Linked DNA regions of Homo sapiens: region 2 is linked to region 1. A link is a loop called in an ENCODE intact Hi-C map of the cell type or tissue named here. Cell type or tissue: heart left ventricle. All regions are shown on one strand. Each heading gives the region's core, and the rest is flanking DNA. Links, peaks and the distances in the headings are about the cores only.

What was found. A loop is a pair of places that touch in the nucleus more often than their neighbours do. Peaks named below come from ENCODE experiments on the same cell type or tissue, not always from the same donor. Only the 100,000 strongest peaks of a DNase experiment are listed, where the experiment ranks them.
Region 2: it touches region 1 in a loop (2.4-fold over the local background); 8 of 110 quality-filtered maps call a loop at or near these places.

Annotation. Positions count from the first base shown.
Region 1 is chr20:10,625,852-10,641,101 of GRCh38, reverse strand. It overlaps JAG1 (jagged canonical Notch ligand 1), which reads left to right. Exons shown (of 26, transcript NM_000214.3): 25 at 169-319; 26 at 1,147-3,418. The coding sequence ends at 1,604. It overlaps SLX4IP (SLX4 interacting protein), which reads right to left. Exons shown (of 8, transcript NM_001009608.3): 8 at 13,072-15,250. Among named protein-coding and RNA genes, the nearest start is that of MIR6870, 16 kb to the left of the region's middle. RefSeq lists enhancers at 1-451, 2,779-3,575, 3,576-4,372. In heart left ventricle, for the core only: no CTCF peak of the experiment used is centred there; a DNase peak (open chromatin) is centred at 3,903; H3K4me3 peaks cover 485 bases; H3K27ac peaks cover 6,883 bases.
Region 2 is chr20:10,573,877-10,589,126 of GRCh38, reverse strand. The region is part of intron 4 of SLX4IP (SLX4 interacting protein); the gene reads right to left. Among named protein-coding and RNA genes, the nearest start is that of MIR6870, 68 kb to the left of the region's middle. RefSeq lists silencers at 10,299-10,499, 10,232-10,526. In heart left ventricle, for the core only: no CTCF peak of the experiment used is centred there; no DNase peak of the experiment used is centred there.

The DNA.
Region 1 (15,250 bases), core at 21-8,020:
ACCCATTCACACCTCATTATTCGATGGCAAGGCAGTTCGGTTAACCAGTGTCTGAATGGAGCAAATTCACTGACAAAAAGCTTTGCAGACACAGATTGTCGAGTAATTTTGAAGAAAGGCTGCTTTGAGTATTCCTCTGACTCTCAAGTCTGACAATTGTTTTTCCAGTCTGCTGAAGATATACGGGATGATGGGAACCCGATCAAGGAAATCACTGACAAAATAATCGATCTTGTTAGTAAACGTGATGGAAACAGCTCGCTGATTGCTGCCGTTGCAGAAGTAAGAGTTCAGAGGCGGCCTCTGAAGAACAGAACAGGTAGGTGTCAAGTGGGACTAGTTTGTGTGATGATAGTAGATGATCTCATTATACTATTCAATAAAGCCATCAGGTCGAGGGATTATCTGGCAGTGCCCTACCCTCGCAGGAGCTCCCAATTTAACTGAGAACTGAGGGCAGCCTACTTTACTAAGGTCACATGGCCCATGGGAACAGAGGTCTGCCTCATATTTTCCTTCCCAACACACTATGCAACGTTCCCTGCAGAACAGGTATTGTGCTAGATCCGTGACAAAGCCCTAGGACACTGCTTGTCCTTTGTCCTTGAGTTTGAAGCTGTACAAAGCCTGACTTGGCATTTTGGTGTCCTGGGACAGCCTAGCCACTGCTGAGCTCTGTGAGGCTCGATGGCCCCGCAGGGGTGTCCAGGCTTCCCTCCTGAGGATCTCGAGCACCGTTTCAGCCAAGGGAGAGATTGGGCATGGAGCCATGGCACGTTTGAGCTGTCTGTGCTAATTTGAATCGGATTTCTAGTTCTGAAAACCAACTCCTGTACTGAGCTGCCTCAGTAGCCAGACTTAACAAGACACTGCTCTCCCCATGCGAAGTCAAAGAGCCTGTAGGAGCTGCCGCTCCACCCAGTCTCTCCAGGGATAAGAGTATCAAGGTCTACAGGGGCCTGATCCCAGCATTTGCTTATCAAGTTGTGAAGTGACCATATGCAATGATGAAAAGGGACTTGTCCCTGTGGCCCCCCTCTTAGGGATAAAGGGCAGGAGAACCACTGTTGGTATTCTTTTGTTCCTGCGATGATGCTTTTTTCTTTCTTTCTTGGAGAGTTAATTGGTTTTGTGCCTGCCTTACAGATTTCCTTGTTCCCTTGCTGAGCTCTGTCTTAACTGTGGCTTGGATCTGTTGCTTGGTGACGGCCTTCTACTGGTGCCTGCGGAAGCGGCGGAAGCCGGGCAGCCACACACACTCAGCCTCTGAGGACAACACCACCAACAACGTGCGGGAGCAGCTGAACCAGATCAAAAACCCCATTGAGAAACATGGGGCCAACACGGTCCCCATCAAGGATTATGAGAACAAGAACTCCAAAATGTCTAAAATAAGGACACACAATTCTGAAGTAGAAGAGGACGACATGGACAAACACCAGCAGAAAGCCCGGTTTGCCAAGCAGCCGGCGTACACGCTGGTAGACAGAGAAGAGAAGCCCCCCAACGGCACGCCGACAAAACACCCAAACTGGACAAACAAACAGGACAACAGAGACTTGGAAAGTGCCCAGAGCTTAAACCGAATGGAGTACATCGTATAGCAGACCGCGGGCACTGCCGCCGCTAGGTAGAGTCTGAGGGCTTGTAGTTCTTTAAACTGTCGTGTCATACTCGAGTCTGAGGCCGTTGCTGACTTAGAATCCCTGTGTTAATTTAAGTTTTGACAAGCTGGCTTACACTGGCAATGGTAGTTTCTGTGGTTGGCTGGGAAATCGAGTGCCGCATCTCACAGCTATGCAAAAAGCTAGTCAACAGTACCCTGGTTGTGTGTCCCCTTGCAGCCGACACGGTCTCGGATCAGGCTCCCAGGAGCCTGCCCAGCCCCCTGGTCTTTGAGCTCCCACTTCTGCCAGATGTCCTAATGGTGATGCAGTCTTAGATCATAGTTTTATTTATATTTATTGACTCTTGAGTTGTTTTTGTATATTGGTTTTATGATGACGTACAAGTAGTTCTGTATTTGAAAGTGCCTTTGCAGCTCAGAACCACAGCAACGATCACAAATGACTTTATTATTTATTTTTTTTAATTGTATTTTTGTTGTTGGGGGAGGGGAGACTTTGATGTCAGCAGTTGCTGGTAAAATGAAGAATTTAAAGAAAAAAATGTCAAAAGTAGAACTTTGTATAGTTATGTAAATAATTCTTTTTTATTAATCACTGTGTATATTTGATTTATTAACTTAATAATCAAGAGCCTTAAAACATCATTCCTTTTTATTTATATGTATGTGTTTAGAATTGAAGGTTTTTGATAGCATTGTAAGCGTATGGCTTTATTTTTTTGAACTCTTCTCATTACTTGTTGCCTATAAGCCAAAATTAAGGTGTTTGAAAATAGTTTATTTTAAAACAATAGGATGGGCTTCTGTGCCCAGAATACTGATGGAATTTTTTTGTACGACGTCAGATGTTTAAAACACCTTCTATAGCATCACTTAAAACACGTTTTAAGGACTGACTGAGGCAGTTTGAGGATTAGTTTAGAACAGGTTTTTTTGTTTGTTTGTTTTTTGTTTTTCTGCTTTAGACTTGAAAAGAGACAGGCAGGTGATCTGCTGCAGAGCAGTAAGGGAACAAGTTGAGCTATGACTTAACATAGCCAAAATGTGAGTGGTTGAATATGATTAAAAATATCAAATTAATTGTGTGAACTTGGAAGCACACCAATCTTACTTTGTAAATTCTGATTTCTTTTCACCATTCGTACATAATACTGAACCACTTGTAGATTTGATTTTTTTTTTTAATCTACTGCATTTAGGGAGTATTCTAATAAGCTAGTTGAATACTTGAACCATAAAATGTCCAGTAAGATCACTGTTTAGATTTGCCATAGAGTACACTGCCTGCCTTAAGTGAGGAAATCAAAGTGCTATTACGAAGTTCAAGATCAAAAAGGCTTATAAAACAGAGTAATCTTGTTGGTTCACCATTGAGACCGTGAAGATACTTTGTATTGTCCTATTAGTGTTATATGAACATACAAATGCATCTTTGATGTGTTGTTCTTGGCAATAAATTTTGAAAAGTAATATTTATTAAATTTTTTTGTATGAAAACATGGAACAGTGTGGCCTCTTCTGAGCTTACGTAGTTCTACCGGCTTTGCCATGTGCTTCTGCCACCCTGCTGAGTCTGTTCTGGTAATCGGGGTATAATAGGCTCTGCCTGACAGAGGGATGGAGGAAGAACTGAAAGGCTTTTCAACCACAAAACTCATCTGGAGTTCTCAAAGACCTGGGGCTGCTGTGAAGCTGGAACTGCGGGAGCCCCATCTAGGGGAGCCTTGATTCCCTTGTTATTCAACAGCAAGTGTGAATACTGCTTGAATAAACACCACTGGATTAATGGCCTGTAGTGTCGAGGTGAATTGTTTGTGAGCAATCAGGGGAACTGGCCACAGCACTGAAAGGGTTTTAAAGGGTTTGGAATTGGTGTTGGGAAACGAGCAGGGAGATTTAATGTCTGCCTCTTTTTTTTCCCTGGCTACTTAGATTCATATTAATGTCCTGTTGTAAGGGTGTGGTCTGAAATGACTCTTGTGCACATTTACCCATGGGGTGGTTTCCTCACGGCACAGGAGGTGGTAGTTGCAAGCTTCTGGTGTTCGGGCTCATCACTCATCACCTTGTTCCCAGGGAATGAGTGTTCTGGCCTCACCATGCAGCCTTGGAGTGCTGGTGTTCTGGTCTTCTGTGAGGTTCCAGAGTTGGGCTGTCCCCACCTGTCACGGGCAGGAGAACTCTGGTTCTCTCACTTGTGGCTGGTGGAGGCCCTGCCCCCGCATCGCGTGGTGGGGTGTGGGAGAAGCTTTGCCTCTGGCACCTCTGCGGAAGGAATAAGCTGTGGTAACAAGCACATGGACAGCTTCCAGCAGCCGTGCAGAGTCACCAGGACTCTGCTTCTGGCTAGGAAAGCCAAAGCTCACCCTTCTCAGAGCCATCCCCCAGCACTTCAACATTCAGGCCTGTCCACCCACGTCCGGTTTTCATACAACTGGCACAGCAGACTTTGAATGGAGGAAAAGCTGATGGGGATGTTTTTCTTTGTTCTCGGGGAAACATTTTTTCTTCTAGGCTTGGAGTTGTGCTAAGGAACATCTTAAGAATGAAAGATGAGCTTTAAGTGTCCTGGGATCCTTGTGCATGAGCAGAGGCCATCGAGGGATTTGGGATTGTGACAACCCTAAGAGGGCCAACACTGTTTTGGCTCATTGGGGAGGTGGCCTGAAGGACCCGGACAGCGAAGAGTTGAGGTTTCCATGACATCTCCCTGCCCTAGCGTAGCTCCGCTTTCTCACCAATGTCTGCCAGTAGACAGCTGGGTTTCCACAAGGTGGGGTCAAAGGGAGGGAGAAATCTAGATCCTACTAGCCAGGAGACAGTCATTTCGCAGCAGTGGAGTCAAACACTATCCTGAAGCAAAACCTTGTTCTGGTGGTTTGTAAACTTGGATTCTGCAGGACCCCAGAATTCCTTGGGTAGCTGCCAGATGCTTTTGTGCCAAGAAAAAAAAAAAAAAAAGTTGAATGAGTCTCTGCAATTCTTTATTCCAGGAGGGAAGGGATCTTGGGATTCATGGGTGTTGTCTTAACTCACCTTCTGTCTGGGACACCCCTGGTATTGGGAGGGCATAGATCAGCCTCCTCTGGATGTGGCTCAGTGCCAGGACTTTAATTGTGAAGGGTGGATTTTCCCCTTCCTTCAGGAAGAAGGAAGCAGGCAATGGTGCTCTGGTTATCCTGGGGTTAGGAAAGTTGAGAGGAAGGGACTCAGTGCCTTTACCATTCATTCCCCAGGAACGCCCTGGGCTCTCTTTAAAGGGGCCCTGGAAGAAAAAATTTTCAGTCCAGAAACTTGGCTAACTAGAACTCTAGCATTAGAATATCCCATGAAACTCCAGGAAAGAACACTTAAAGCTGGTGTTTTTTTAGGATGGGAAGCTCTGTCCTGAGATTCTATACTTCCATGATGTAGAATTTGAATAGAAAGTGGAGGGGGAGGATGTATCTTAATTGACTAAAAGCCAAAGGAGACTCAGTGGTGATTTGCGAGAGGGTTTACAGTTTGAAGATGCAGATTTCCAGGACTGGTCCATGACCCTATTAGACCAGATGCACCAGAAGTGGAGCCTGGGAATTTGAATTTTTGACAAGCTCGCTCTTCCTCCCCGACTCATGCACTCTAAAAATTGGGAGCAACTCTGCTAAAGTGCTACAGTACCAGCTCTTAACTAATTATAATGTTTTTCTTCCTTGTTAAACTGAATTAAATAGCCTGGAAGCCAGTTTGTTGCTAAATTGCCACCTGACATCATTTTTAAGTAAAATGATTACACCGCCCCTTGAGCAAGATGTGGTCTAAGTGCTTCATGCCTATTAGCTGATCTGAGGGGTCAGTGAGTCAAAATGAACTTATTCTGTAATATTTCTTAGGTAGCAAGGAGCAAAATGGGCCAGAGCGTGGGTTTCCCACCTTTCCAAATGGCTTACACCTGTCTGCTCCAAAGTGAGCAAAGGTGCAGCAAAAAACCAGTTGCCTTTAAAGGAAAAAAAAAGTTCTACAGGCCTTTCGGGCTTTGAAACTTGGGCTGAGCAATGCTCCACCATTTCCGTTTCGACTGTGGGTCTCTTTCTTGCCTCTACTGGGAATGAGAAACAGGAGTTCAGAGGTTCCTGGTCTGGGAAGACATACAACAAGCACATGGGTTATGGGAAGCCTCCTCCTGCTAATGTGTATTTATACTTTGTAAGCTCTGATTCATCCAAGCATTGGAACAGAAATCTGCTTCCTGAGGTTCTGTTTTTAAATAGATAGTTTGCAAAAACAACAATTATTTTTCTTAACATTTTTTTTCCACCCCACAAGCAGCTAAACATCCCAGCTCAGGGTATGTCAGTCTCCAGCAATGCCAACAAACAGCTTGGTTATCTGAGCTAGAAGGGTGCCCTGAGGCAGTTCTCTACAGTTCTGGCCCCAGAAGTCTTAAAAACAAAGTTTAGAAACCATTAGGGCAATCTTGTTGCATCACTTCAAATCCACGAGGTATTTCGGGGTCTATTAAAAATAACGAATTTCCGTTTGCGAACCATTGCCTTCCAATGGCTGTTAAAATAAAACTAAGAGCAGGTTGGGGGGAGTGATGCTTGTAGGGCCGCCGTGGTATCGCTGCCTGGCAGCCGAGGAGCCTAAACCCTGCCCGGCAGCCTCTGAGATCATGTCAAAAGGGTGCGGCTCTCTTGCTTTGGACATATATTCTACCTGTATTACTTGCTCTTGCATGCTGGGCACAACCTTCCTGGCTTAGAGTGTGTTTCTTTCAAGTCCAAGACAGCTTTTACAAGTCTCAAATTATGTATCATTATGCCTGGGTCCAGTATTAACCTGTGATACGCAAGTCAGGAAAATTAACCTGGAGAATAAAGGCTCTTAAATCCAGTAAGAACCTTGAATTGAGGTCTGCCTGCTGCCTTTTCCAACCCACCCGCACTGCAAATATCCACACCAGGGCACCCAAGGGTTGAGTTATCCAGAAAGCAAACGCAGATGCCAGCAACATGAAAGTAACAGCTTTGTTTTAAAGAGAAGCTCTCTTGGCAGGGCTGGTGGTGCTCATCGGTGATCCTCGGGGGAAATACAAGTTTGCAGCTGGCTTCCTAATCACTACTCAGTCAACCAAACAGGTTCGCCCCCTCTGTTCTGCACCTGAAGAGTGAAAAGCTGTTTTAGTTCACCCTTGCTGAGATATGTGCAGTTGAAATACCTTTATCATAGATGTTACATGTGAAACACCTTTATCACAGGATGTTAATGCAATCAAGGACCTTATCCATCAAAGGATCCAACCCCCACTACTTTCCCAGAAGAGGAAACTGAGGCCCAGAGAGGTTCAAGGACTTGTCTGAAGTTATACAGAGTTAGCAATAGCCAGAACTAGAACTCTGGGCTCCTGCTTCTTGGGCTGCTGTGTTTTCTGCCTCTTCTGGGAATTTGCGAGGTTTATGCCGGCATCCTGCCCTTAGTGTGATTTTAAAAGGTAAAACCTTGGGAGATCAGCACTTCACAAAAATGGATGCAAAGTCTCAAGGGAGGTCACAGGAAGCGACTGCTACGACAGTGTCGCCAATCTGAACTGGTTCTGCCTAGAAAGTGACATCTGTATAAACCCAGGAGCAATAGGTGTTTTCTGCATCAAAGGAAGATTAAGCCCTGCTCCTTTGTAGGCTGTTCCTTTGTTCTTGGGAAGTTTCTGATTTCCCTTTTAGTTTTTGCTTCATAGAATTAAAATGAGTTGCAGGAAAAGAGGTTCAGAAAGGAAATCAACAGCCTCACTAGGTCTTATTGCTGCCTGTGTGTGTGCACGCATATGCACACATGCACATTTTACAGGTGTTTTCAGAACCACACTGCTGCTCACCGGGGCTGAGATGCAGGTGCCAGGGTCCTCGCCAGTGTCAGGTGATTGCAATTATCATTAGGCCTCATCCCACGTTCTCTAACCACTCCCACTCCCCCTGGCAGCTTCCTTCCAGGTTATCACCACAAAAACACCTGAGCATTTAACAGGACTAAAATCCAGATCGCTTGAATGTGATGAAGTTCGCCACGTCCAGTGTGCGGTTGGGCCAGTTCAGACACACCTGAGAGTTCCTGGAACTGCCTGTGGGCAGCTCTGCTTCCTCCACCTGACATCCCCAAAAGGCTACTCCTCCACAACCTGTTTGTCGTGTCAGGGTAGGCCAGAAGTACATTCTATGTAGAAGTTTCCTCTGCGCCCAGGCACCCACACTGAGTGACTTGGAAAAACCCCATCCCCAAGACAGAAACATAAACCCTCCAAGTTCAGGACATGAACAATCAGATACCCTCAGGGGCTCTCTCTGGCTTTGCAGTGATGTTACTTTAGAAGAATTTTTAAAGAATTCAAGGCATAAAGCAGAAAGGAAGAGCGCAAACGTGACATGTCCTACAGGTTTGCAACAAACTAAGAAAAAAGTGCCTCTAGTAAAGTAAAGGGAGTGGGAAGGGGCCGGGAGGGACCACAATCTCTGGCTTTCTCCACCTCCACGCCCTGTCATTTCCGTGCTTCCTGTGAGCTCTCAGTCGGACAGTGTTGGCTGCAGTGCAGTTACAAAAGAGGTCCTGAACATCTCCTGCAGAGCATTCAGCCTCCACGTGGGCCTGACCCTTCCTTCACTGGACTGTTACTTTCACCCTCTTGGTGTGCAAAGCCAGGCTGTGTGCTTAGTGGTCAAGAGCATGCATTCTGGAGTGAAACTTCTTTGATTCCAACTGCAGCTCTTCCTTCCAGCTCCTGGTTTGAAATTTTCCACCTGTGTGCTCTAACAACACAGTTTCTGGGCTTTGAGGTTTGCCAGACCCAGATTCTAGGCACTGCCATTTACTAACTTGGGAAAGTTTCCAAAATTCTTTGTGCCTCAGTTTCCTCATCTGTCATGGTGACAATAAATGTGTGCCACTATAGTTAATATTCATGAAAAGGGCTACAGGTAAAGGAAAGAACACTGCTTTCAGTATTTGCTCTAAGTAACCATTAAAAGATTAAGGAATTCAGCTAGATTCCAACTGACAGTCTACTTTCTCACCGTTACACCATTAAACTGGGCCTGTCAGAGAAGAGCTAAGTGCTGTTGGATCTGGTCGTAGGCAGGACTCCACGATGGCTCCCAAAGCTCCCTGGTCCCTGGTTATTCAATCAAACGCTAATCCTGGTACTGCTGTGAAGGGATTTTGCAGATGTCATTAAAGTCTCAAATCTGTTAGCCTTCAAATGTAGATTATCCAGGTAGGGCTGACCTAATTACAGGAGCTTTTTAAAAGCAGAGAGTTTTCTCTGGCTAGTCACAGAAGGAGAAGTCAAAGAGATTCAAAGCATGAAAGTGATTCAATGCCAAGGTTTCTCCATTAATGAAATGGACGAGGTCATGTGGCAAGGACCCGCGAAATGGCTTGTAGGAAGTCCCCTGCCAACAGCCAGCGGGACAATGCGGATCTTAGTCCTACAAATGTAAGGAACTGAATTCTGCCAACAAGGGAGCTTGGAAGTGGACCTTTCCCTGGTTGAGCATCCAGATGAGGATGCAGCCTGGCTGACGCCCTGATTTCAGCCTTTGAGACCCTCAGCAGAGGACCCAGCTAAGTGTCAAAAACTGTGAGATAATAAACTTATGTTGTCTTAAGTCTCTCAATTTATGGTAATTTGTTACACAGGGATAGAAAACTAACATAGGCTTCTTCTAAAAAGGATCGTACCAGCTATGTCACTTGTAGGTGTCGTATTTGGTTGTGACTATACAAATCGTTGTTAGCTTTTTCCCTGATCAATTCAGAGCCGGCTTCCGGTGCAGGAGAAAGAAAAGCTCATTTAAGACAAGAATGAACTATAGGACTGTACAAAACTTGGTGCCTAATTGAAGTCTACAACAGTGTGTGGTCTGTGAGTGTCGACAGCTGTCTACAGCCTGCGAATAATGAGAATAGAACACAGTTTTTTTCTTCTATATCCCTCCAAACCCCTATTTTATAAAATGTGTGCCAAATGAGGTAAGCTCAGATACCTGGCCTTGGAGGACTCCAGGACACTCAAGTCTTGAGATAGTTTTCTCTCCTTATGAAACGAGATACTGTTTTGACTTCCATTTTCTGGAGGTTTTCAGTGGGTTGGGCATTTCAGAAATACTTTGTATTCCCACCTCCGGCTTCCTCAGAGGCCTTCCCTACAAGGAAGTTCCCTGCTTGGCCGTCGTCACTGCACAGTGGCCATTTCTTTGGCACTGAGAAGGGGCTAAATGTGAAGCCAAACTTTCTCTCCCACCATCTCTCTGCTAGGAGTGCCCTTGCATGGAGGGCAAGGCAGGTGGCCTAGGCAGACTTGCATTGCTGGTAGCAGAAAATTAAGGTTTCTCTTAAGTTCAGTGAGCTTTTCTAAAACAACATTATTAGGACCTGGAATTAGACTTGACAGACATGCAAAACAAGAGCCAAAGTTGTTTCTACAACTGGGGCCCAGAAGAACATGAGATTTGATAAACTGGTACCAGGAAATGCTATCTTCAAGGGAAAACAGGGAAAATTTGCTGTAGAAAATTCACAGATGGATGCAGAGACTCCTTGTCTTTGAGCCTGTGTAAAGATTTTGGTGACATCTAGAAGGTTCTTTCCGGTGAAGATGCTTATTGGCATCAAAACAAGAACCCCAATAGCAACCCAGATCCCTGACACCTCTGGCATAGAAAGCTCTGCTGCCTACAAGTGCCTTCAGATTGATTGATGGGGCATTTTCACAGGAGAGCCACCTAAGAATATTCTTTTCTAGATGCCCCAGGCTCTGCCACAGGCAGATGGCCCACATGCTGAGCAGAAGGGCGCTGGGACAAGGCTCACTGGGGCAGCATTTTAAGGAGAATATATCAATAGAGCAATGTTGCTGCTTCACAAGGTCCTTCTCTTGTGCTGTGACAGGAAGGTCCCTCTAGGCTCCTCCTACTGGGACACATCCCAAATACCCAGCCCAGTCTCCCACCTCCTGGCTGGAGGCTGCCCTGATTTACCATTCCACCTCTCCCTCTGACAATAGGAATGGATGCGCTGGTATTCATCTTTCCAGGCACCCACCGTGGGTTTGGGAAAGAGCCTTCTGCGTTCTTCTCACCAGTCAAGCATGTGAAGGAGGAACTGAAAAGGCCTTGGGAGCTGCTGGGCCTAGAAAAATTCCCAGTCAATCCATCACCTGCCTCCTCTGGAGCAGGGTCTGTCAGTCTCTCCACTGTTCCTGGGGCAGGTGGAGAGAGGGATGTGAAGCAACGAGTGGAAATGAGGTGTGAGTGTGCCTGTGTGTGTGTGTGTCTGTGTGTGTGTGTCTAAGCGCAGAACAGGACTGGTAACAGAAGTGCAGGCGAGAGGGCGTGGGAGACTGGGAACTCATTTATAAAAGCTCTTCTGCCCTAAAGCAAGTCAAACTCCCTGCTGAGGAGTTGCTTTTTCTTCCTCCCTTTTGAGTCTTGTGTGCTGAACTGACCTCTCCCCTGGCAGAGGTCAGCGCTCTGCTCACCCCGCACACACTCAGCCTTCTGGGGTTTGATCGCCTTAGAGCCTGAAGAGGAGAGAATTCTTCAGCATTAATTTCTAAGAGAAAAGCCATAGTAAATCTTGTGAAGAAGCTGGATTTTTTTTTTAAAGAAATATATATACACGTTATGATAAAAAATCTTTCGGGAACTGTGCAGAAAACAAAAAGCAAACATAAAAACCATACATCATTATATAGCCCCCTCCCACAGCCTACTTCACTCCTAAAATAAATCAGGCTGGGTAATGAATGAGGTTTTAAGAAATGCAACTGAACTTAAAATACAAGGTCAGTATCTCATCCTAGGTAATCCTTTGGAGGATGAGAAATTCTCCTGATTTTCCCACAGGGTTATTTCAGATGCACTTTCTGAGCCAAACTATTTTAAAAGCATTCATTCTTCCACTGCCCTGCCAAATGCTAACTTGAGATTCACACGCACTTTTAGAGAGAGCCTATTAATGATATTAATGATCATGATCAAAGGCAAACCCCAGAGGTTTATGTAAAAATTTCAGACAATTATTTAGGTGCTTTAAAGACCCATCTTCTGAACGAGGGTAACAATTTCTCAATGTTGGCAAAGATGATGGGTGCGTTGGGATGTGTAGGTTCTAAAGCAGCAGAACCAATGCAGAGGGGCCTTCAGAAGAAAACAAAACACATCTCTTTGTAAGATTAACATGTATGACTGTTGACTGACACCTTGTCCCCAAAGCCATGCCTACTCATTTACTTGAAAGTAGGTACACTTCTGATTTGCAGAAAGCCCCTCTTCTAAAGAATACTCAGCGAACCCTGTCTCTTTTAACATCCGCTATTTACATGCACACACCACATTTTTAAACAATAGTTCTAACTATGGTGTCTCCTGAGAATCATTATTTGATGAGCTTTAAAAATACCAACGCCCAGGCCAAACCTCAGGGATTCTGATTGAACTAGAAGCTATCCAGGTGACCCCAGTAGGTGGCCAGTGTAGAGAACCATTTTCAAACAGATGTAGACATTAATACATGGGAGGGGAATGTTTATCCCGATGCACTAAAAGCTGTGTTTGGCACTTAAAATATTAGAGATAATTTTATTTGACAGATGAAGAAACTGAGGCCTGGGAGGTTACATGACTTGTACCAAAACATATAAGACCAACTAGTGGCAAAGCAGCAGCCTGGACCCAGGGATTGCAGCTTGCAGCCCCATGCTGTTAGGCAGTCCCCAGATCCCAGGCCCAGCCCCCATGTCCAGGGCAGGGTGTCTTTCCTGTGGGTTAGGCCAGACAGCGGGCCACCATGACCAAAACACTAGGAAGAAATGAGCTACGCCTCATCGACTGCAGTGGTTCTCAGCATTGCACGCACAGCTATTCAAATGTATTATTCCAACCTGACTAAACTGCTTCTGAAAAGTTATGTACAAAACTAGAGAAGCCTGCAGTACTGAAATAAAAGGCAGTGTAGACAGTCAGCCCAGGACTTCATCAGTTCTGAGTAAAGATTAGATTCACTTGGAAAATGGAAATGAATCCACTTGGGGAATGTCAAGATCCTTGGAAAGGAGTCAAAGTGCCATAGTTTAATCTTGCCAAAGAGGTCTATCTTAGCTCTTAGTTGGCAGCAGAATTGGGAACAAGTCCACATTGTAAGGAGCACCCCAAAATCTTAGGGGTCAATTTAATCCAAATGTTTCATGCTGGGTTTTCAATACCTAAATCTTTAAGGCCGATGGTTAAATGGAAAGCTCCTTTGATTATTTTACACAGTATTCAAAACTGCAGAATTATTTCAACAAAGAAAACACAAACACTTCTTACAAATAGAGCATAATTTAAAATAGCTGTCCAGAAAAGGGCATTTTGAATATGCATTTCTTGGGGTTAATTCACTTGTTTTTGAAGAACAGAAGTGATACACATTAATTTTTTAAAACAATTTTACTCCTTATTCATAAAACAGTACATTTCTATTACATAGGTTTCATCCCCTAGGCATGCACAACCATTTGAACTATTTAAACAGTTTATAACAAAACAAATGAGAAGATAAGGGAAAAAGAGCTCTCCTGGGGACTTACATAGCTGTTTGGTTTTTCAACTTGATTGAAGAAAGTTATTCGGGGGATCTGTCCAATTCACACCTTCTGTTCCCTGATCAAATACTTTAGGGTCAAACATAAGGTTTTATTGATTTTTGCTCAAGCAAAGAATTAACATTTTTGATAAGGAACTGTAATGGCAATTATAAGGTAATATGGTGTATGGTAATATTATGCTGCCAGAGGAAACATTTGACTATGATTAAATTCAAGCCCAGTACTGGGTAGCTCTAGATAATTAAAGATAATTTTATCCATTCAAGTCCCCTCTGTTAAGCTGCACATTGACACATATTTGTTCCCTGTCTTGTAAATAAATATAGAAAGCAAATTAGAGTGAGTCCTGCAGATTTCTGAGAATTTAATTATACCCTTAAATTGCAATACCAATGATATATACGGTTAGATTTCTGTACTGAGTAATTACCTGAATTAACTTCGTTTTACAATGCTTAATTTATTTTGTACTAAGGAAGGCTTTTAACTATTTAAGATAAACCAACCTAATTTTGATTTTTTACTTGCTTCAACGTGTTTCAGTTCATTAATGTTTCAATAATAAGGAATGAATTCTCTTGTCTTGACAAACCAAGCATGGAAATTTCCCCATAAGAGAAAAGAAGAAATTAAAATGATTTCCATATTCAAGTCACAGCACGCTGAAAAGAGAACTTTGAGTTCTTAGGAAAGGCATCTGTTACCTCCAAAGGAGGGCCACTCATTACAGTTTTGTGTAATATTACAGTAAGGTCTGCCAAGAAGGAATTCAAGGAAATTGGGAATGACGACACTGTGATCCCAGGCCACTCTCTTGAGCAGAGGTTTCCTTCCCTTATGTGTTCTGCCCTCGCCAAGCTCTTTCTGAAATCAGAGGCCACTGACATGCATAACAAACCATGCTAAAATCCAAACATGACACCAACAGCAAACAATTACACTGTGATCCCATTGTGGTCCCCAAGATATATCTTGAGATACTTCAGAGAGAAGCTATATTCTTCATAAATCAAAATACAGAGGGTTTTTATGATTCTTGCTTTTTATAAAATGAAATACACTTCTATAGTATTAAAATAAGTGAACAAAAGAACTACAGCACTTACTCCCCTACCCCCAAATGTTTGCTTCTTTGCATTTCACAATTCATATGCATATCTGGACGACAGTTAACCTCCAGTGGCAAAGATAAGAAAATGTGAAAGAAAAATCATACAGATTGTTCCCAGACCTTTCTTGTTTATGGACATTAAAATAACCTCAACACCAATCTATTAAGATGCCATCTGAAAGCACATGGAAGTGGCTTAGAATCTATGCCGCTGAGAAAGTTAGGAAATTCAAAGTTATAACATTAATCAAATCATATCAATGACTTCTCCAAGCATTGGAGTCACAGGGACTTGAATATAATTTGGGGTACTACGCAAGTGGTTGAAGAACTTGTTCTTTTTGACTAACAATACTGACACTGTTTCAGACTTTCAGATGCCAAATTATTAAGATCATTAAGAATGTCAAAACAGGCCGGGTGCGGTGGCTCTCACCTGTAATCCCAGCACTTTGGGAGGCCGAGGCGGGCGGATCACGAGTCAGGAGATCGAGACCACCCTGGCCAACACGGTGAAAACCCGTTTCTGCTAAAAAAAAAAAAAAAAAAAAAAAAATACAAAAAATTAGCCGGGCGTGGTGGCGAGCGTCTGTAGTCCCAGCTACTCAGGAGGCTGAGACAGGAGAATGACGTGAACCCAGGAGGCGGAGCTTGCAGTGAGCCAAGATCGCCCCACTGCACTCCAGCCTGGGCGACAGAGCGAGACTCTGTCTCAAAAAAAAAAAAAAAAAAAAAAAGAATGTCAAAACACATACCATTCCCAACAGTGAGAACTCTTCATATCCTACCTAATAAGCAACAACAACAAAAAACCCCTGGCATCCATTTACCCCTTTGTACTTCCAAATATCCAAAGAATCATGCAACCACTCAAATAACAAGAGAGCCAGGGGTG
Region 2 (15,250 bases), core at 2,794-10,793, 55 kb after region 1:
TTGTCAGCTGAAATGCCTATTAAATCTTTTTTCCCCACCTTTATTGGGGTATAATTGATAAATAAAAGTTGTATACATTTAAGGTATAGAACATGATGATTTGATATATGTATCTATTGTGAAATGATTACCACAATCAGGCTAATTAATACAACTATCACCTCATATAGTTATCTCTCTTTTTCTTGCAGTGAGAACATTTAAAGATCTCTCTTACCAAATTTCAAGTATGCAATGATTATTAACTACAGTCACCACAGTGTACATTAGATTCCCCAGAACTTATTCACCTTATAACTGATAGTTTGTGTCCTTTGACCAAATCTCCCCTTCCTTCCCTCATTGACCCCTTCCCCTAGCCAGACTCTGTCCCTACCCCTGCCTCTGGCAATCATCATTCTACTCTCTGCTTTTATGAATTAGGCTTTTTTAGATTCTACATACAAGTGAGATCACACAGTATTTGTCTATGTCTGGCTTACTTCATGTAGCATAATGCACTCCAGGTTCATCAGTGCTGACACAAATAGTAGGATTTCCTTCTTTTTTTATGGCTGAGTAATGTTCCATTGTATACATACAGCACATTTTTAAAGATGCTAGTTTCATTTCCTTTGTATATATACCCAGACGTGAGACTGCTGGATCATATGGTAGTTCTGTTTCTACTTTTCTGAAGAATCTCCATACTGTTTTCCATAATGGCTGTACTAATTTACACTCCCATCAAAAGCATGCAAGGGTTCCCTTTTCTCCACACCTTCACCAATACTTATTATCTCTTTTTATAACAGCCATTCTAACAGGTATGAGATGACATCTCACTGTGGTCATAACGTGCATTTCCTGATGGTAAATAACGTTAAGCACCTTTCCATATACCTGTTTACAATTATATGTTTTCTTTGGGAAAATATCTACTTAGGTCCTTCCCCATTTTTAATTGGGGTATTTAATTTAGTTGTTTTCTTTCTTCCTTTTCCTTTTTTTTCTTTGCTATTGAGTTGTATGAGTTCCTTATATATTTTGGATATTAATCCCTTATTAGATATATGGGCTTGAAAATATTTATTCCATTCTATAGGTTACCTTTTCATTTTGTTGATTGTTTCCTTTGCTGCACAGAAGTTTTTAGTTTGATATAGTTGCTTTTGTTACCTGTCTTTTGGGGTCACATCCAAAAAAATCATTGTCAGGACCAATGTCAAGGAGCCATTTCCCAACTTCTTCTACTAGAAGTTTTATGGTTTCAGGTCTCACATTTAAGACTTTAATATATTTTAATTTTTGTGTATGGTATAAGATAAAGATCCAAGTTCATTCTTTTGCATTTGGATATCCAGTTTACCCAGAACCATTTATTGAAGAGACTATTCTTTCCCCATTTTGCATTTTTGGTGCTCTTGTCAAAGAATATTTGGCCATATACACATGAGTTTATTTCTGGGCTCTCTATTTTGTTCTGTTGGTCTAGGGCCCATTTTTACGCCAGTGCTATTCTGTTTTGCTTGCTATAGCTTTGTTTTAATTTGAGTAATTTGTATGTATATTTATTTTAGATTTTTCTGCATATACAATCATACCATGTACCAAAAAAGGGACTTTTCTTCATCTCCAATTTTTTCACCTGTATATTTTTTTCCTGTTTTATTCTTTGGGCTGGAACTCCTCCAGTAGAGTGTTGAATACTGCTGCTGGTAGGTATCTTCTGGTGCTCCTTATTATAAAGCTAACACTGTTAATGTTTCACTTACTACTGAGAACATTTGTTGTAGACTTTTTGTAGACATATTTCTAATTTTCTAAAAATTTTTATTATAAATACTGGTTGCTTTTCCTGTACCTTGTATAATTGTTACATGCATTGCTCTTTTTAATTTATTAATGTTGTAAATATTACAAATTGACTTTTAATGCTGAGCCAACTTTGTATGATATCATGATTTTGTTTTCTATATTGCCAAATTTAGCTTGCTAATATTTAGTTTAGGATTTCTGCTTTTATATTTGAGTGAGATTGACCTGTAATTTTCTTCTCTTTTATTGTCCTGTTTTTTTCTTTTCTTTTTTGATCCTAGTTTTTAGTGTCAAGTTATAGTAACCTCATAAAATGAATTGGAGATGTTAACATTTATTCAAGTACATAAAACTGGAGTTACCTAGTTCTTAAATTTTGGGGCGAACTGTCCTGGTAAAATATCCAGACCTGGTGCTTTCTTTTTTAACCAGTGGTTTAAATTCTTTAATAATCTATTCAGGGTTTATATTTATTCTTAGCTCACATTAACAATTTATATTTTTCTATGAATTTTTCTATTTCACCTTAGTTTTCAAATTTATTGGCACGAAGTTGTTCTTAATAGTCTTTTATTTTAATTTCCACCTAATTTAATTATGTCTTTTTTCATTACTAATACTTCTATTCCTGATCTAATTACGTCTTTTTTTCATTACTAATACTTCTATTCCTAATATTTCTCTTCATCTTTTTTTCCCTCTTTATCACAAATTACTGCATACCTATCATTAACAAGCTGTTAAGCCAAAATAAGCAAGAAACCATTAGTCTGGGGTTGTTTCTGTACTAGGAACCCTTACATAAATAAGCAAACCAAAACTTAACTTAGAGGCATTCCTTGTGACTGATTAATTTTGAATGGAGCTTCAGCCAATCGCAGATAACCAACTAGCAAATTCGTTATATTAACTAGGGACTTTCTATTGAACCATATCCAAATAAGGCAAATGCCTAGCTATAACCAATCAAGTAATTTCTTTACTTTGCCTCCACATTCAGCCTATGAAAGCCCCCTGCCCATACTGCTGGAACGGAGCTCTCAGAATCTCTTGTGGATTTGAGTGTTGCCTGATTCATGAATTGTTATTTGCTCAAATAAACTGTTATATTTATTTTGTCTAAAGTTTTTCTTTTAACAAAGTCAAGTGGGAGAAGGCAAGGATCATCAGTAGCCATAGGACTAACAAGAGAGAGAGATATTCAAGGGACACTTTAGAGATGAAAATCAGAGACAGGCTTGGTTGTCAATGAAACGTGTTCAGAGAAGACTGATGACAATGACAATTTTTTTTAACTTTGTTGACTACATGAGTGGTAGCTTCCTAAGGTATAGAGAGGGTAGGTAGGCTTGGTAAGATAAACCAAGCTTTAGAGATGAGGATCAATGAGATTTCTGGGTGAAGCTGTTTGGAAAGCCAATAGAAATAAGGTGTGCAGTGGCTGGGCACGGTGGCTCATGCCTGTAATTCCAGCATTTTGGGAGGCCGAGGCAGGTGGATCACCTGAGGTTAGGAGTTCGAGACCAGCCTGACCAATATGGTGAAACCCTGTCTCTACTAAAAATATAAAAATTAGCTGGGTGTGGTGGTGTGCAACTGTAGTCCCAGCTACTCAGGAGGGAGGCTGAGGCAGGAGAATTGCTTGAACCCAGGTGACGGAGGTTGCAATGAGCCAAGATCATGCCACTGCGCTCCATCCAGCCTGGGTGACAGAGTGAGACTCCGTCTCAAAAAAAGAAAGAAAGAAAGAAAGAAAAAAAAGGAAAGGAAAGGAAAGGAAAGGGGAAAGGGGAAAGGAAAAGGAAAAGGAAAAGTTGGAGTTCAGAGGAAAAGTCATGGCTGCAGATCTACTGAAGCAACTCTGGCCAAAAGGAAGAAAAGTCCATGGCAGAGCATGTCAAGTGAGAGATCAAAGGGCAAGGGCAGGACCACTCTCAAGAGTCAGCAGAGAAAGAGGGGCCCACATGGAGTAGTTAGATCAGAAGAAGGCCAGCCACCATAGTGAAGTCTTGGAAAAGAGAGTTGAAAGATCAAATGCCAGAGAGCATTAGTGACAGCAGAAATAGAACAAAATACTCAGCTGGCAATTGAGAGGTGATTGGTAGCATTTCGGAGGTAGCTTCAGGGTGGAAGAATAAATGAGAGTATGAAAGAGGACACAAAACACAAACATCTGTTCTGGGAACTTTGCAAAGATGAGAAGCAGAAAACAACACAGGAGCTTCAGGGGAAAACATTAAATTAAAGAAAGATCATTGTGTGTTTCTTCTTTCATGTCACACTTCTGTTTTTGTTTCCCAGTTGCATGCTTGCTTGCTTTCTGCTTTTTCTTTTTATGTAGTCTGTTTTCTATTCTACATTTTCTATTCAGCATTTGTCTGTAACAGACATTCCTCTTAATTTTGTCACAGTCATTTGGAATTTCTATCCCATTTTATAAGGTGCTAGGTCTTTTACCCATTTTTGATGCATTCACTCAAGTCATGGATGAAAACACTAAATATTCCTAAAACTTATCATCTCTTCTACTTCCTCTTCCAGTTATTAAATAATCCACTATCAAGCTCAAATAAGCATCTATCTACTAGTCTAGGGTCTTTCCAATTCCCAATCATGAGTCCACTGCCCATATCTAAATCACTTGGGAAATTTGAATCTCCAAGGCTGAGGTCTTTTCCAACCATACAGATTCCTGGATTCCCAGGCCCAGAGAACCTGGGGTGAGAGCCAGAGAACTACATTCTTTTAAAAGAGCTCCAGGGAATTCTGATGCTCAGACAGGTCTGGAAGTTACTGCTCTAAATCTTATTTTGTTGATTTACTGGTATGTTATAATGAAATTAGTAGTGAGAGTCTTATTAGAGTAATGGTAGTGCTTTGCAGAGTTCTTAGAAGACAAAAACAAAATGTAAGTTCTGTCAGTGAATATAAGAGGTTATCCTAGTTCTTTAAACACAAACAAACAGGCCTTTAGCTGGATTCTATAGCAACAGTGAAGAGGCAAGGGGAGACAGCTAATTTCTAAGCCACTCAAGGCCTAAACTACTGAAGCAATTTATGAGAAGGCAATGCATATTAGCTCAATTATTATCACTCCTCCAGGGAATTTAAATGAACCGGTCTCATGCCTTCTTTGTTTTCTTTTCTTTCTTTCTTTTTGTTTTAACTACCTGCTGATTTGCGTTTTTATAGGGGAAAAAAAACCCACCATGTATGTGCTTTTTATTTTTATCTTCTATTATACAAGTCCTTAAGAGTTCACATAAGATGTATATTGGGCTGATATGTAAGCCTTATGATGATAGGTATGCAATAACTTACCATCTTAATTAAGGTGCTAAATTAGATCTTACATAGACTTAGATTTAAAAAGGAACTATGTATGCTAACACCCAGGTTTTATTGCAAAACATTACCTTGATATTTTTATCTTAATTGCCTGAATTAAGCAAAGTTTCAGAAGCCTACGTAAAAGAGTCTTTTAAATTTTGTTTTGCTTAAACAGTATTTACTAGTAATATAAATACCTAATGAACAAATCTAAAATACTGATTAATTTTAAAATCATAAAAAGCTCCATTTTCATTGTATATACATTGTTAGCGTGAAATTAGAAGGGATACAACCAGAAATCATGTGTTGCCAGATGAGATGCAACAGAAAACACACCCCACATACCACAAAGTATTCTCACACAAGGGACCCCAGCCTCATCAGGCCTGTGGCTCAAACCACCAATCCACAGAAAATACAAGGGGCTGGAAGAGGCAGGTTAATGCCACCATCCGGATGCAGCCAGCCAAATCCAAATGTGGGAAATTCCAGAGGACATTTGACCCGCTTTCTTAAATAAACAGATAGAAAAAAAATTGGGGATGAGGGTTCCTACAGGTTAAAGGAGGTGTTCTTCTATGATAAAGATAATCAACCGAGTGCAATGAATGTGTACACCAACCTTGTTCAGACCCTGAATAGAACAACTCAACTATAAAGGAACTGAAGAGACGTTCAGATAAATCTGAAGATGGACTAGATAGTTGATGACATTACTTTTTTGTCTTTAATGGCGTTTTTAACATTTTAAAAATCACTTCTCTTTTAGAGCTCTGTATGTTGAATCATTTATATATAAAATTAAATGACATCCAGAATCTACTTTAAAATAGTTGGGGGAGCAGGGAATAGATGAGCATATAAATGAAATAACATTGGCTATATGCTGTTTAAAACTGGGATGCTGGCAACAGATAAGTGGGGGTTCATTATATGATCCTATTTTTGTATGTATTTGAAATTTCTGATGTTTTAAAAAATGAAAGTATTCTTTTAAAGATTTATTTGTAAAAAAGAAACACCACCATGAAAATATTCAGGGCCTTTCAAGATGATACATTTTTTTCTTCTAAATATTTATATTAATATAGACCCTCTTCCAAAGTCTCAGAACATAAATCATGATTAAAGCTTATTTTTTTAGGTAATTTCCTAACCCTGAAAATAACATTTTATAAGGAAGGCAAAAGTATCTTTTATTATGTTGTGAACTATAACTATAATCTTTAGAATAATTTTTCTAAGTAGATAACAATTTAAAGGAAATCTAAACAAAAATGATCTAATAGGTGATTGTAAAGCTCTTATCTTCCTTAAGCTTAAATTATCATACTATTGTAAAATACGAACAATAACTTCACCCTGAGATTTTTAAACTAGTGGCCCAAGTTGAAAATATAGATTTATAGATACATAGTTATAGATACATACACACACATCTTGCAGACTCAAGCCAGATTACCAACCCGTTAAGCATGGAATAGAAAGTGCACCATTCAATAAAAATATCACCTTGTACTAAACAGGGCTAATCTCTGAAAGCTGAATTGGGGAAATCTGAAAGCTGAGATAAAGGAAACCTTCCTGCTAAAAACACAGAATGCAGGTTTTAAAAAAACAGTTTACATATGTAACGCAAACAAAATGGAAATATTAAGGAAATACCAGGAACAGAGGGAATTTAAAATAAGAGTAGGAAACAAACAGACTGACACTCTAATGGCCTATGGAGAAGTGTCAGATCAGGTGTCTGGGAAGGTCTAAAGCTGCATCCTGCCTGCACCCTGCCACCTCTCCAAGATCCTGGTCCCCACTCACTGACAGGAGTACACACAGCCCTGTCATTCCATGAAAACTTCACTTTCCTTTTATTTAGATATTTTTCCTTTTGTTGCACACTGAGAATTCACCATTCCCTGGGGCCTCACAAAAGCTCATAACATTTTATTATGCCACATTTCCCAGCTTCCTGGAGATCCACCCCACGGAATCACTTTTCATCACTGTCCTTCAGCTGTTACAAATGCAAATATTTTCAAGGCATTACTCAGCTCTCAGTCATCCCACTTCGGGTGAAGATGTTTCCAGTTACAGGGGGCTTTGATGGTGGACAGTGGCGTGATCATAGCTCACTGCAGCATCAAACTTCTGGGCTCAAGCGATCCTCCTGCCTCAGTCTCCCAAGCAAGTAGGACTCCAGGTGCACACCACCACACTCAGCTAATTAAAAAAAAATTTTTTTTTGTAGAGATGGGGTATCACTATGTTGCCCAGGCTGGTCTTGAACTCCTGCTCTCAAATGATCTTCCTGCCTTGGCCTCACAAAGTGTTAGGATTACAGGCATGAGCCACTGCACCTGGCCTCTCCCTTTGTTTTACTAGAAAGTCCGCATGGTGTGAGACTTTTCTACCTGGCATTTGCAAATACTTGATACTTTACAGTGCTTTGGGGTCTCTGAAAGAGGATCCTGGAGAAAGCTCTGAGTTGTAAAGCAATATCCACACAATCAAGGGTAATAATACACTACATCTTGTTCAAACTCAGGCACGTTCTGTCTCTCTCTTTTCTTCCTGGACTTGTGCATTTCACTGGTTTGCTAGGTTTGTCTTCATCTTTTCTCAGTGGCAGATGTCTCCCACCAAGGTTCTCACATCTAAGGTTCTGTATGAAGCCACCTGTAAGGTTCTGTATGAAGCCAAATATCACTACTTTTCAGGATTTTCTCAACATCAGCCCTGCCCACACCTCCTGCTATCAGCTCCCTGTCCCTCCATCTTGTCCCATGGTCTTCCCCAGGCTGCTGCTGCTCTCTACCACCAGCACCTACTTCTGGACACACTGCTACTCTGCTTGTTTGCATCATTCAAACCCCTTCCCCATGCATTAGAGCAAGTCTCACTGTTTCTCAGCTCTCTCCTCAACACAGCTTTTCTGGAAAAAGGCTTTTTTGGGGCTCAGAAGAAAAAAAAAGATTCCTTAGAAATGGCATTAAGGCCAACATTGTTAAACAAGTCTGGGCTGTACACCTTTGTCTGGAATTATTGTCAATCATTTCTATTAAATATCACATTCATGGTGAGCTATTACTGAGTTGGCAGTTTGGCAGCAAACTGGAGTATATATGTCTGTATATGTGAGGCATTCCACTAAAAAGGGATTTTACTCTTTCTTAATCTTGAAAATGATTTCAGTAGAGGAGTTCCAGGAGCCAGTATGAACAGGAAATGGTTATGCTTTTTTCATTCTGTCAAAAACCAGGTGCCCCTCAAATAGTAATAATCGAACCGGAACCATCCAACTCATGCCACTTGCACACCTACCACATATAAGTACTATGTGAGGTCCTAGGGGTATCAAGAAAAATGCTCTGCTCCTGAGGGACTCAACTGAGGGCAGAGGGAGAGACAGAGGAGTTAAAGGTAGGATGGTTACATTGTAAATGCTACTGCAACAAAGGTAGGCATAGGCAACTGCAATGTTAAAAAAAAAAAAAAAAGGGTAAGTCTAACTTAACAAAGGGGAGTAACAAACCAAATTGGGAGGAGGGAGATCCTCAAGGATGGGAAACATTCAAGCAGAGGATTAAAGCATCAGGAGCATTCTGCTGGGACTGAGAAGCGGAGGGCACTGCATTCATATCTGTGCAAAAACTCAGACAAGTCCTTTTGGCTCCTGGCAACCCTGGTAGGGTAGACTGACGCCTAGAGTTCAGAATGCATAGAATAATAGAGAGAGATGGGGGACAAGCCTGGAAGGGTGAACAAAGGAGGTTAGATTTTAACCTGGCCTCAACTTTAGAACCTGAGGGAAAGGATTCTGAATGAGAATTAAAGACCCATGAGTGCCCTCAGTCATACCTTGCAAATACTGGTGACTCACCACAGTTTTTCTGCCTATGAAGACCTTGACTATAATGAGGATAACTTTTATCTTCATTGATTTGGTTAAAATGGAACAATTAGAGTCAAGAAATTTGTGAAAGGTTTAATTTAATCTAAATCTCTGGAGAAGACCACTGGCAAAATCAATGGTACTTTATTAATTCATTAAAATTCAGATATTTATAACAATTTAAAATCATGTTTGCACTGGCTAGGTTAAAAAAGATTCTTGATCCTAACTAGTAAATGCCAGCTTTGACCCTGCTGGGAAGAAAAAAAAAATAGTTCCATTAAAAGAATGAGAAGACAATTTCAAATTTACTATAAAGCTACAGTAATCAAGACAGTGCAGTATTGGCATATGGAAACACATGTAGAAACAGAATTGAGGCCAGGCACGGTGGCTCACGCCTGTAATCCCAACACTTTGGGAGGTCAAGGCGGGTGGATCACATGAGGTCAGGAGTTCGAGACCAGCTTGGCCAACATGGTGAAACCCCATCTCCACTAAAAATACAAAAATTAGCTGGGCATGGTGGCGGATGCCTTAATCCCAGCTACTCAGGAGGCTGAGGTGGAGAATCGGTTGAACCTGGGAGGCGGAGGTTGCAGCGAGCCGAGATCACACCACTGCACTCCAGCCTGGGCGACAGAGAGAGACTCTGTCTGAAAAAAGAAAAAAAAGAAAAAAGAAAAGAAAAAAAAGAAACAGAATTGAGAGTCCAGAAATAAACACTCACATTTATTGTCAACTGATTTTCAACAAAGGTGCCAAGAAAATTAAATGAGGATAGAATAGTCTTTTCAACAAAAGGTACTTGGACAACTGGATATCCACATGCAAAAGAATAAAGTTGGACCCCTAACTCATGTCATATATGAAATTAACTCAAAATGCATCAAAGACCTGAATGTAAGAGCTAAAACTATAAAACTCCTTAAAAAATAGATGTACATTTTTATTACCTTGGATAGGGCAATGGTTTCTTAGATATGATATCAAAAGCACAACAACAACAACATAGATGAATTGGACATCATTAAAATTAAAAACTTTTGGGTATCAAAGGCCACCATCAAGAAAATGAAAAGAAAATCCACAGAAGAGAAGAAAAATGTTATAAATCATATAGCTGATAAGGGACTTATATCTAGAATGTTTAAAAGAATTCCCATAACTCAATAAAAAGACTAATAACCCAATTAAAAATGGGTTCAAATCCTGAACAAACATTTATCCACAGAAGATATACAAACGGCCAGTAAGTACTTGAATAGATGGTAACATTATTAGTCATCAGGGAAATGGAATCAAAACCACAATGAGATAACACTTCATACACACAGGACAGCTATAGTCAAAAAGACAAACAGGTGTGGCTAAGGATGTGGAGAAAATAGAAGCCTCATACACTGCTGGCAGGAACAGAAAATGCTGCAGCTACTTGGAAAACAGTCTGGAAGTTCGTCAATATGTTAAACATACAGGTACAGAATGACCCAGAAATTCCATTCGTAGGTATATAGCCATGAGAAATGAAAACATATGTCCACTCAAAAACTTGTACACGAATACCCATAGTAGCATTATTCATCATAGCCAAATGTGGTTAACAACCCAAATGTCCATCAATTGATGAATGGACAAAATATGATAGATCCATACCATGGAACATTATTTGTAATAAAATGAAATAAAGTACTACTGATATGTGTTATAAAATGAACGAATCTTGAAAACATTATGCTGAGTGAAAGAAGCCAGTTACAGAGAACCACATGGTGTATGACTCTATTTGTATGAAATGTCCAGAACAGGCAAATCCATAGAGACAGAAAGTAAGCTGGTGGTTGGTTGTCTGTGGCTGGGGTATTGGGGAAAATGAAGAGTAACTGCTAATGGGTAAAGGGTTTCTTTTGGAGTGATGAAAATGTTCTCAAATTGATTCTGGTGATGGTTACACAACTCTGAATACATAAAAACCATTGAACAGTATACTTTAAACAGGTGAATTGTATATGAATTATATCTCAATAAAGCTGTTATTAAAAAAATGAGAAGTATTCTTCAGCTAAATGGATTGTTGACAACTGTGTTCCTCATTTTTAAATCTCTCAACTAAATAGTTAGGAAGAATGAGGCTTTCCTGTAAGTGAAAATGTCTGAGATTTAAAAAACGAGATATATAATTATTCCACCACACTGGTAAACAACAAGAGGCTACAATGGAAATATGGAAACAATGTTTCTCATCATTTTGACTGATTCAGCAAATCAATCTATGAGTATTTGATGGTGAATTCTATAATTTTCCAACAGTAGGCTTCCTGGCCCTACAGTCATCCTAATTAAGCTTCATTGTTGTCATTCATTCATTTCTTATTATCATTAAAGAGACAGGGTCTTTCTCTGTTGCCTCAGCTGGAGTACAGTGGTATGATCATAGATCACGGCAGCCTCGAATTCCTGGGCTCAAGCCATTCTCCTGCCTCAGCCTCCTGAGCAGCTAGGACTAGAGGTACGTGCTGTCACACCCAACTAATTTATTTTTATGTTTTTTTGTAGAGACAGAACCTTGTTATGTTGCCCAGGTAGATCTTGAACTTCTGGTCTCAAGCAATCCTTCTGCCTTGGTCTCCAAAGTGTTGGGATTAAAAGAGTGAGCCATCATGCCAGGCCTTATTGTTATCTTTCAGTTCATTAGAATACTATATAGTACTACAGCCTTCCTAAGTTTACTCAGCCTAATTTTCACTTTTATAAAAAGCTAGAGGAAAAAAAGATTGAATAAGCTAAAAATGAAGGGGGGAAAGCATGAAAAACCCTCATCATAAGGGCATTATTTATAAATTCTGTACACTTTTGTTATGAAAACACTAGTATTTTACTAAAATAAGGGTAAACTTAAACAATACAAAAATCTCAGTCTTCTAGAAGTTCACACTACCTTGAAGGGCAACCAAGAAGCTGTTTTATTTTCAAATATATCTAATAAGGATTTGTTAAGTTTTTAAAAAATATTTTCTATTTAAGTGAAGCTTTTGCAAATCATTCTTGTAAATAATGAGAATTTCTTCCCCGCAGAGGAATACTTTCTATTTCAGTGTTTCTAAGAATACACAGGGTTAAAACTGTGTAAAATATATTTTCTCACAGTTGGGGGAGAAAAAAAACACCGCAAATAGGAAACCAGACAGCTAGGGGGGTCAAAACACTACACTTCCAGGTCAGACTTCTGGTTGCAATTAAGTAAAATTCCTGAAAATATTTGTAAGGAAATCATATTTTTGGTGTCCCCTTTCAGGTCTTATAACTTTTATTTTCTTTAGCAGCAACTTATATTGTGGGTATATACTTATCTATTCATTCATTACATACACACACACAAACACACAAATATACACATTTACTTGGACACATACATTAATCTATGACCCAGAATTGAAATTCAATCTTGGCCTAAAACTTAAAACTAGCATCTTTTCCAGGCATTCATTTTTTATGCGTGAGATCATGTGGAGTTAGTTTTGTTTTTGCTTAATGTAGGCATGGATAATTTTCTCAAGACATTTCACAAAACAGATCAGGCCAAGTTTCCCATTAGGTTATGTGGTTCATGATCAAATAATTAAAATAAATGTGAATCTGATTGGAGTTTATGCTCTAAGTAATAAGGGCATTGTGGTACAACAACAAATATAAACAAGCTATACAATTAGGTGTACCTGAACAGTTATTCACCATGCCTCTACTCAACTCCCTGGGAACAGCCCAGGGATTCTTAATGCTTCACAAATAAGCACCTCACTCTGAATCTGTGGCAAATTCACTTAGAGACAGTATAAATGTCTATCGTACCAAAGGGAGTCAATTCCCCTGCCCAGTTTATAGAAGGTATTATAATGAATATAAAATTATTTTGATCATGAACAACTGAAGTGGTTAACTAAAATATTTAGTAACCATAAAACTTCACAATTGTAGGTTATCCACTTTTATTCCAAATAATTAGAATAATTAGGGTGTCATGTTAGGGAATTTGAAAATGAAAGCTCTCTTGTTTTTAATCAACACTTGGGTTAGAATCCCCCAAATTCCCAAGATATTCAGGTAGCAAATCACGGTCCCAATGTGTTAGACCACAGTGTACTATCCTAAACAAGGCCTCTTCACTCATCCTTCAAACACTTCAAAATCAAAGGGCTCTTACTGATATTTAGTCGGTAAGATAACTAGTATCCATTTTCTCCTTCCAGCTTCCTTATGGGTGTTAATATTAGGAATGTGAAACTCAATTACTAGAAATTTGAAAATCCGGGCATTATGATGGGAGGTCCTGGCCAAAGGAAAAAAAAAAAATTAAAAGGAACAGACAAGCTGGTGAATGCTACAAGTACTTCCTAGATAAGAGAAGGCTTTTCATTGCTAAGGTGTAATGGACCTGAAATTCTTGAGAAACAAACAGTACATGCTAAGGTAAACAGTTCCCACTATACCTTGTCATCCTACATATTAAAAATATGTATGTTACTCCTATGAGAAGCAGCCACTGTTATATTGGGGGTGGGGGGTAGGGAGAGCTTTCCTGATTATTATTATCTGTCAAACACAGGAGAAGTTGCTGCCTTCTAAGACTTCACCTGGAATGTGTCAAAGGAAAGTACAGCCTTGTAGGGGTCTCACTGTCTCCCTGTATGCCCCAGCCCTCACCCCAATACATTATTACCCAATGCTATGTGGCAGCTAAACCGTTCAGACAATATAAAACCAGTGCCCCAGGTACTATGTTCCCAACATGCTGGAATAAATGACTTTCACTGGGTCAGGACTGTTCTCTTCTGCTGGGTAAAATGGAACTACAGGCCTCCCATCCAGTTGTCATCGTTAGAAATACTGTGACCGAACAGATCACCAAAAGAAATGTTTTTAATCTCACCCCACATCAATTTAAGGGCAAGTGATTTTCCTTCCTATTACTTTTCCTCCTACTCCTAGTGGGGCAGGAATGCCAACCAGTTCTACCTGACCCCAGTGGGGACCTGTCTTTGGAATATGTAGTAATAAGTCATCAGTCTTCATGGAGCTAATGAGAGGGCAGGGCTCTGAGCTAACTGGAACAACTCATTAAAAAAAAGTCTTGCGGTCAGGCACGGTGGCTCACGTCTGTAATCCCAGCACTTTTGGAGGCCAAGGCGGGTGGATAACCTGAGATCAGGAGTTCGAGACCAGCCTGGCTAACATGGAGAAACCCCGTCTCTACTAAAAATACAAAAATTAGCTGGGCGTGGTGGCACGTGCCTGTAATCCCAGCTACTTAAGAGGCTGAGACAGGAGAATCACCTGAACCTGGGAGGTGGTGGTTACAGTGAGCTGAGATTGCACCACTCCAGCCTGGGCAACAAGAGTGAAACTCCATCTCAGAAAAAAAGTCTTGGAAAGTAGCATTTGGTAACAGAGATCTTTCAAGAATCTAAGAGTCCTGGGGTATTTGGTAGAGCTGTTGTGAGCTTTCCAGTTCCCAGATATGCCGAAAGTCTGGTTGTAAATGTGAACAAGCCCAAGCAGATGCAAAAGTAATACTGGAGTTGTGTCACCATAAAAGCTCCATCAGAACTGGCATTGTAATTTGAAGCAGAACAAAGGCAATATGAACTTTGTTTTATGATGGAAAAATTATCTTTCTGATGTGTGGGGTAGTGGGTTCAGATGGGTGAGATGGGAGAGAAAGAAGCAGTATGTTCACAGCAGGCCAACAGGATCATTCTAATAAGGTTTATACTTACATGGGAAAGGTCTTGTAATGGTTCAAATTGAAGTTTGACAACCTCTGGTCAAAACAATTCTAACCTTTCTGGAAGATTTGTACATCACGTTTTTTTGAATTTTAATTTCTTGTAAAAATTAAAAGTAGACAAAAGTATCAGTCACTGCAACTCTGGCTATGTCCATAACAGGTGATGATAACAAGTGGAAACATTACCCTTGAAAGTTTAGAAATTTTGTTTACTTTCCATTTACTGTAATAAGTGGTTAGAGAAGTTTCCCCAGTTTTTGAGAAAGCAAAGCATTTTGTGTTGTCATTGGTGCTTTAGCACACTTTTGGTAAAAAGTATAAAACTTCAAGTTTTACAAATTACCCATTCCTGAAAAAATAATCTTTGTTGAAATTGCAGCACATTCACCAGACAACTTATTGGCATTTGCTTTCTCATTATTGCCCTTTCAAGCTTTACATGT